Linked DNA regions of Homo sapiens: region 1 is linked to region 2. A link is a contact called in ENCODE Hi-C or POLR2A ChIA-PET data. All regions are on one chromosome and are shown on one strand. Each heading gives the region's core, a stretch centred on a gene start or an enhancer-like site at or near the end of the contact. The rest is flanking DNA. Distances are from core to core; before and after follow the strand shown. Region 1 has its middle 44 kb from the start of NAV2. Region 2 has its middle 53 kb from the start of MIR4486.

Evidence for each region. Hi-C counts contacts between places; a loop is a spot of excess contacts on that map. ChIA-PET counts read pairs that join two places held with the same protein, here RNA polymerase II (POLR2A). Pooled maps may share reads with other maps.
Region 1: a map of mammary epithelial cell shows a loop between it and region 2 (3-fold over the local background). The contact joins two enhancer-like sites. A Hi-C loop is called at or near these places in 10 of 168 maps with a recorded cell type or tissue (MCF 10A, aorta, ascending aorta and 7 more) and 10 of 50 pooled maps. POLR2A ChIA-PET finds 5 or more read pairs at or near these places in 3 of 52 experiments (MCF 10A, OCI-LY7 and endothelial cell of umbilical vein).

What each region holds. Positions count from the first base shown.
Region 1 is chr11:19,666,782-19,670,472 of GRCh38, forward strand. It overlaps a transcript of NAV2 not described here. Among named protein-coding and RNA genes, the nearest start is that of NAV2, 44 kb to the right of the region's middle. RefSeq lists an enhancer at 3,398-3,691. Within about 2 kb of position 1,835, at least 5 of the 41 ENCODE cell types and tissues checked have a DNase peak (open chromatin) inside an H3K27ac peak, as active enhancers do; they include mammary epithelial cell, where a contact is called at or near this core.
Region 2 is chr11:19,626,291-19,630,151 of GRCh38, forward strand. It overlaps a transcript of NAV2 not described here. Among named protein-coding and RNA genes, the nearest start is that of MIR4486, 53 kb to the left of the region's middle. Within about 2 kb of position 1,806, at least 15 of the 41 ENCODE cell types and tissues checked have a DNase peak (open chromatin) inside an H3K27ac peak, as active enhancers do; they include mammary epithelial cell, where a contact is called at or near this core.

The sequences.
Region 1 (3,691 bases), core at 585-3,084, 41 kb after region 2:
GAGACTCCACCTGGCCTCTCATGATAGAATCACTTAAGGAGCTTTTAAAAATGCAGGTGTTTAGGTATCAACCCAGACTAACTGAATCAGAATTTCTGGGGGTAAGGCTCTGACACCACTATTTTTATATAATTCTCCAGGTTATTTCCACATGCAAACAGTTTGAAAACTGCTGATTCTAGTTAATTCCCACTTGATTTAAATGCCGCTTCCTCCAGAAGGCCCTCCCCAGCCTCCCTCCCACCATAATCCAACTACCCCAACCCCCAGACTAGACCCAGCCCCTCTCTGTATGTTCCCATTGTCAGTCTCCCCCAGGAAGCTGCTAGCTGTGTGGACATAGCAATACTGTCCCCATTGTCACTGGGTTCTCAGAGCCAGGGCCTTGCACAGAGGATGTGCTTGTTCTTATTTGCTGACTGACAGAATAAAGACAAACAGATTTGTAGACGTTGAACAATTATTCACTGGTGCCTGCTCTTTGCTAGATCCCGTTGTAGACTCTGGGGATTGAAAACTCAGTAAGGCATGGTCCTTGACCTTGAGATGCTCAGAGTCAGCAGGGAAGACAGACGTGGACAAATAATTACAATGTGTATCTGACTATGGGCACAGGTGGAAGGTTGGCAATTTCTTCAGTCCAATCCAGATGGCCAATACCTGTGGGTGTGCTTTGGGGGCACGAGGAGGTGAAGAAACAGAGTGAAGAGGAGGAGACAATTCAGTTGGTGTGTTGTGGGGCCCAGGGTTTGGACTGAGGTGTGCTGGAGGAGGAACCATTCTGGATCCCCTATGCCCAGCACAGGTCCTAGAACATAATAATAGGTGCTTATTAGGAGCTTGTTGAGTGAGTGAATGAATAAGTGATAGAATGAGACAAGTCAATGCATAATCTCTGAGGAACTGGAGAACTCACTGGGCTAGTATCAATGTGTATTTTATAGACTTCTTTGCTATGAGATTAGCTAGAAGCACACAGCTAGTAAAGCAGTGGTCCATGGGTTTTAGACCCAGAACAGTGTCATGGTTAAAACAACACATTTCAGAAGCCAAAAGGAATTTCAACATAACTCAAGTCCTTTATTTGTATTCCTCAAACACCATTAAAGGGACTTAAAACCCGCAGTTACACATCTCAAGGTGTTTGTTTCCTTGTGTTTTAGCACTCTCGTCCACTGCCCTTATACTTCTAAGGTCCCTTGCAGCCTGTCTTAGCTAAATCCCCCCAAACTCCCCCAGCCCAGACCCACAGGCCCATCCCACCTATTCTCTCCCTCTATTCCCAGGTCAAGAGGACGACACTGGCAGGACCCTCCTGGGAGCAGAGAGGACAGAGGAAGGAGAGAATCTGAGCAGGCAGAGCAGGGAGGGAAATGTTACAAAAGAGAACATTTTTTTGGTCCCATGACATATAAGATTTGCATTTCACATATGAAACATTGTCGCCATCAATTGCCTTAAAAAGTATCCCTAAGGCTGGGCATGGTGGCTTACGCCTGTAATCTCAGCACTTTGAGAGGCCAAGGCGGGTGGATCACCTGAGGTCAGGAGTTCAAGACCAGCCAACATGGCGAAACCTCACCTCTACTAAAAATACAAAAATCAGCCAGGCGTGGTGACTCACATCTGTAGTCCCAGCTACTTGGCAGGCTGAGGCACGAGAATCTCTTGAACCTGGGAGGTGGAAGTTGCAGTGAGCCGAATTCATGCCATTGCACTCTAGCCTGGGCAACAGAATGAGACTCGGTCTCAAAAAAAAAAAAAAAAAAAAAAAAGTAGCCCTACGTTCCATAGTCCAGTGATTTGAAGTGTGTTTGTAGCTCAGTGATGATCTTGCATCATCTCAATCCAGGGTGGGGCACACTTTTCCTGTCCCTCCTCATTCAGGCCCTTGACTCATCCTTTGTTTCAAGGCTAGGTTGAAGACAGGGACGCTGAGCCACCTCACCCTGGTGTCCAATCTGTGGCTGCTGAGAATTCACACTCTTTCACATCAGCTCATCTGCTTGCCAAATCAGAAGTAAGGCCCCAGGATCCCTGGCTCTCTCCCTTAGGGTATTAGTTAGCCTGCTGTCTAGGCAGAATGCAGGTAACAGACAATAATCTCCTATTTCATGCTTGTTGAGTGTTTCCCTATACATGACAGGCCTATGGGAGACAATTAGGAAACCTTGGATTTTCATCTCTTGTCCATTCTCTTGGGATGCCAGCAAAATGAAGGACAAGCAGACAGGTGAATGGGAAAATCCATGGCTGGACAAGTGACGGCCATTAGAGAGATGGTTAGCTCTAGCAGGGGCACTGGGCACAAAGAGACAGTGCAGCCAGCACCAAAGTTTTATTGAGCTATTCCTCAGTGCCAGAAGCTACACTGGGCCTTTCTGTATGAAAGGCCATTTAATTGCACAAGCTATCTGCAAGATGGGCTTCACTGCCCACTCCCCACAGGCTCCAGCCATGTTGGACACCTACATGCACTGTCACTCCAGTGTTCTCATCTACTCCATTTCATCTCACTGAATACTTTCCCATTCCAAAGCCTCAGATGGCCTTTCTCATTCCTTCCTTTCCTTCTTCACTGAGTCACTAAAAGTGGCTCTACCATGTACCTGCTATATGGGGTTGGGCAAGTGACTTACCCTCTCTGTGCTCAATTTTAACATCACTGAAGTGTGGATGACAATAGCACCTCTCTCATGGTCTGGGGATGATTAAATGAGTTGGGATGTGTAAAGCACAGTGCCTTGTGCACAGTATGCTCTGTTTAAGTGCTAACTGTATGGATTACCTACCAAAGGTTAGGCATTGGGTACCATGGAGCTCACAGCTCCCTCTCCTTCCACCGCCAGTGAGATCCTGCTTGCAATGAAGCTCAGCACTAGTGAGCCTTTGAGCCAGAAGCACCTGGCTGAGTGGTTTGAGCTTGGTAAGAGGGTCCTATCCAGTACCCTATCCAGTTCCCTTTCCTCTTAGTAAATTCCAAGTGCCTTTCAGTGCCCTTTTAAGGACAAGTGCCAATGAGTGAGACCCATTTGCCCATGGTGACCCATGGTGAGATGGGGCTCCTTCCTCCCTTGTCCTGGGTGATGCCCAGTGGGTCAGATTTTAAATCCCACTTGGGATCTAGATCTCAAGATTTTCTAAAATGTGAATATAATCATATGCCCTGCATACACACATCAACATACTCAGGAAAAAGCCCTAATGCTTTCAGTTTGCCACAAAGTCCCATGCGATCCAGCTCCTGCCTTCACTAACTCATGGACTCCGGCCTCTCCTTGTCATGCCCACCCTGCAAGCTATGATCCAGCCTCTCTGAGCCTCAGTCCCTCACATATGCCACGCACACTGTGTTGCCTCTACTAGCACACGCTGTTGCCTCTGCCTAGAACCTGCATACTCCTTGCCACTCACAGCAGTGACTCCCACCCATCCATGACATCTCTGCGTAGGCCTCAGATCCTTTAGCAAGACTTCCTTGATTCCCGGAGTCTGGGTTTGCTGCCTGCTCACCTAACTCTGATCTCCCCGGGCCATCACAGCCTTGTTGGATTTCCTAGGAACTCCACAAGGAAAAGGCCAAGCCACTCCTCCTCACTGCTGCATCTCCGGGGACTCCCGCTGAGTTTACAAACAGTACAGGCTCAACAGATACTTGCCAAGTGAAGTGTCTACCCTTGCAGTGCTCAGG
Region 2 (3,861 bases), core at 556-3,055:
TCCTCAGTGAGTGTTCTTGGCATCTTTGTCAAAAATCAGTTGGCTGTAGATATGTGGGTTAATTTCTGGGTTCTCTATTCCGTTCCACTGACCTATATGTCTGTATTTATGCCAATGCCATGTGGTTTTGGTTGCTACAGCTCTGTAGTATATTTTGAAGTTTGATAGTATGATGTCTCCAGCTTTGTTCTTTTTGTTCAGGATTACTTTGGTTATTTGGGGTCTTTTGTGGTTCCACACAAATTTTAGAACTTTTTTTCCCATTTCTGTGAAGAATGTCATTGGTATTTTGATAGGGATTGCATTGAATCTGTAGACTGCTTTGGGTAGTATTGTCATTTTAAGAATATTAATGCTTCTGATCCATGAGTATGGGATGTCTTTCCAGTTGTTTGCATCTTCTTAAATTTCTTTCATCACTGTTTTGTAGTTTTCCATAGAAGTCTTTTACTGCTTCTGTTAACTTTATTCCTAGGTATTTTATTTTACATTTTTAATAACATAGGTTTTAGTGTCAGATCCAAATTCAAATTCTGGTTCCAACTTTTATGAGCTGTGTGTCCCTAGGAAAGTGACTTAAGCTTCTCTGACTCTGTTTTCTTAATTATAAAATGGGAATAACACCAACCTCATAATATAGTTATGGAGATTAGCTGAGACCGTAATTAGAAAGTGCAATATGTACCCAATATGACATGAAAGCACTGGGCATATGATCTGGCACATAGTTTACCCTCAGGTGCTAAAGTGGTGTTTGAAGAAGGTGAGGCAAGCTGAGGTGTGTATAATCAGTTGAAGGTCAAGAGATCCATGTGGGCCGGGTGCGGTGACTCACGCCTGTAATCCTAACACTTTAGGAGGCTGAGGTGGGTGGATCGCCTGAGGTCAGGAGTTCGAGACCAGCCTAGCCAACATGGCGAAACCCCGTCTGTATTAAAAATACAAAAATTAGCAGGGCGTGGTATTGTGTGCCTGTAATCCCAGGTACTCAGGAGGCTGAGGCAGGAGAAATTGCTTGAACCCAGGAGGCAGAGATTGTGGTGAGCCAAGATCACACCACTGCACTCCAGCCTGGACAACAGAGCGAGACTCTGTCTCAAAAAAAAAAAGAGATCCATGTGCCTGTTGGGCTGGACCAAGGGGTCTGTTGGCTTTGGGGTTGTTTAGGCCATGGAAGTGGGAGGTTTTTCATGCATGAAATTCTCTGGTCACAGCCAGAGAAGCTGCAATTTTGACCTCATCAGTCCCAGCAAAGAGGACCAATTTGTGTAAAGTCTAGTGTGCCACAGACCTTTAAGTGAGACCTTTACCAAATTGGGAAAGTTAGTCACAATTGTCATGTAGGTCCTTTGCCACAGTTACAGTCTGCCCAGCTCCAGGGCTTCTTAGGGGACATCTCAGAGCCGAAGGAAGCCTGGTAAGAGAACATGCCCCCTTCTGGACCTCAGTCTCCCATCTATGCACTGACGGTGATGGATGAGATGGGAGGGTTGGGCCCCGCCTGCAAAGTGAGAATATTGGCTCCAGAGACAGGAAACCTAGTTCTAATCCGACATATACCTCTCCCTGGGTGTGCCACCTTGGACAAGTTCCTCAACCTGAGCCTTAGTTTCCTTGTTTTCAAAAAAAAAAAAAAAAGAAGAAGAAGAAGAAGAAGAGATAATGATAATATCTGGCAGCCCATTCCACAAGGAGGCATAAACAAATATATTCATGTGAAATGCTCTGTGTTGGGCTGGCATGTGGCAAACACCCAATAGATGATGGCTACTTTAATCACCACTGGGGAGAATCTCCTGTTGCTGACACTCTTGGAGCCAGTATGTCTCCCTCCCACTCTGGCCCCAGGGTTTGGCTCCCTGGATGCTCCCCATCCGGTCAGGAAGTGCCTCACAGCCTGAGGCAGCAGAGGAGTTGGACTTGTCCGGTGGGAGAGGAGCCAGTGGACATTATGTTCCTTCCCAGGAATGGGAAAGGGAGAATGTTCCTGGGTGAGGAGCAAGGCTCTGGGGCAAGCACACCCAGGAACATCCACTCCCGCTTCCCCACTGCCCAGAGCCAAGCGTAGTGCAGGGCCCTGTGAGGAGGAAGACACCAGAGCAGAGGTGCCGGCCTGCCTCAGGCTCCTGGCAATCAGGGCACACTCGTACAGAGTATATGTTCTCACACATTCACAGATATCCCCACACCCCGTACACACATGGTGAGTGACACAGATATATATTCGAAAGCCTCTCAGAAATGTACTCATGCATCCACGCTCACGTGGCCATGCACTCATCTACATTCAGGTGTACACATGTAACTCACAGATCCTGAAGTCCGGATTCCTACACATACACTCACACATACACAAGGAAACTCACTCATTCCCATACACTTACCCATATTCACAAATACAGTTGCCAACACAATCACACAGGTGTCGACATTCATGAACACATATATAAAAATGCATACCAGAAACATGCACATATAATTATACTCAAAGAACCAGGTACACCAAGGTCCCCTACCCTTCTAGTCTTCTGGAATCATTGATTACCATCATATCCAAATAAAATGGCTCAAGCTCTATCCCAGCTACTCTGAGAGGCGCTCCCTCCCCGGTACTCCCATGGAGTTCACCTGCCAGGTGCATTTGCCACCCTGACCTTGCTGCAAGCACCTGAGACTACAGCCCTATCTCCTATGCCCACCTTTGTTCCAAAATTCTCATTGACACAAGGTTCTTGAAGCTACCCAGCTTTTGCTGAAAATATAAGAGTGGGCAGAAAACAGCCCTATGTTTCTAAAATGTGGTGGCCATTCATTGTCTCCGTGGAGTGCAGCCTCCCGCTCTGCCTCAGTGTCTCCATCCTCATTTCCTCGTCACATCTCTCTCTCCCACCATTTCTGAGCCCTTGCCCCAACCCCACTCACCAGCCTTCACCCATCAAGCCTCTGGAACTCCCAGAGAACAAGACCAAAATATCATTTTAGGCAGAGCCATTCAGTCCTCTCTTGTATTTCTCCTATCCCTTCTGGCTCAGGGACCAAAGGGGCCCATTAGGCTCTTTCCTAGACTAATAATAATAATAAAGCTATGTAAGAAAAACTCTCTGGAAAGGAATTGTGCCTCTCTCCTAAAAGGCAGAAGTGGTTTCAGACAGTATTTGATGTCAGCGACATTTTTCTTACGCACTTGCGCACACACACACACGTACAGACACACACACTCTTTGCCTCTTTCTTTTTTTCTCTCTCTCTCTGACACACACACACACACACACACACACACACACACACAGCCTAGGAGAATTAATTTCCTGTTTCCTACTCTCCTCCCACTCCCCCTCCCATCTTTGGACAGTTGCTGGAAACCAAGAGGCTGGACCCTCAAATAGGTCCTAGACAGGGACAGGGGTAGGGTGGGGAGAACAGATCTTGTTAGGAAAGGAGTCAGGGAAGGACCTGAATGGGCCTCAGTTTTGAAGGGCACCAATGTATTTACTAAATCACACCCTGCACTTTCCCGCCTCTCAACCTCTGCTCTCACAGTGCCTCACCCTGGAATGGCCGCATCAACCCTCCAGCTCTGGCTAAGTCCTCCGTTCCCAAAGTCTTAGCCTCTGTCAGTCCCAAATGACTCTCTCACTATAATAATCCTCATAAGCTGTCATGTGCACCTCTACCAAAATTCTGTACCCTCTGATTTATGAGGCAGCCCCTGGGGCCGCTACATGTTTCCCCAACTCTGTGGTGAACTTCTGGGGAATGCGACCTATGTTCCCCCAACTCTGTGGTGAACTTCTGGGGAATGCGACCTATGTTCCCCCAACTCTGAGTCCCTAGTATACCCAGTATACACAGCCTGGCACA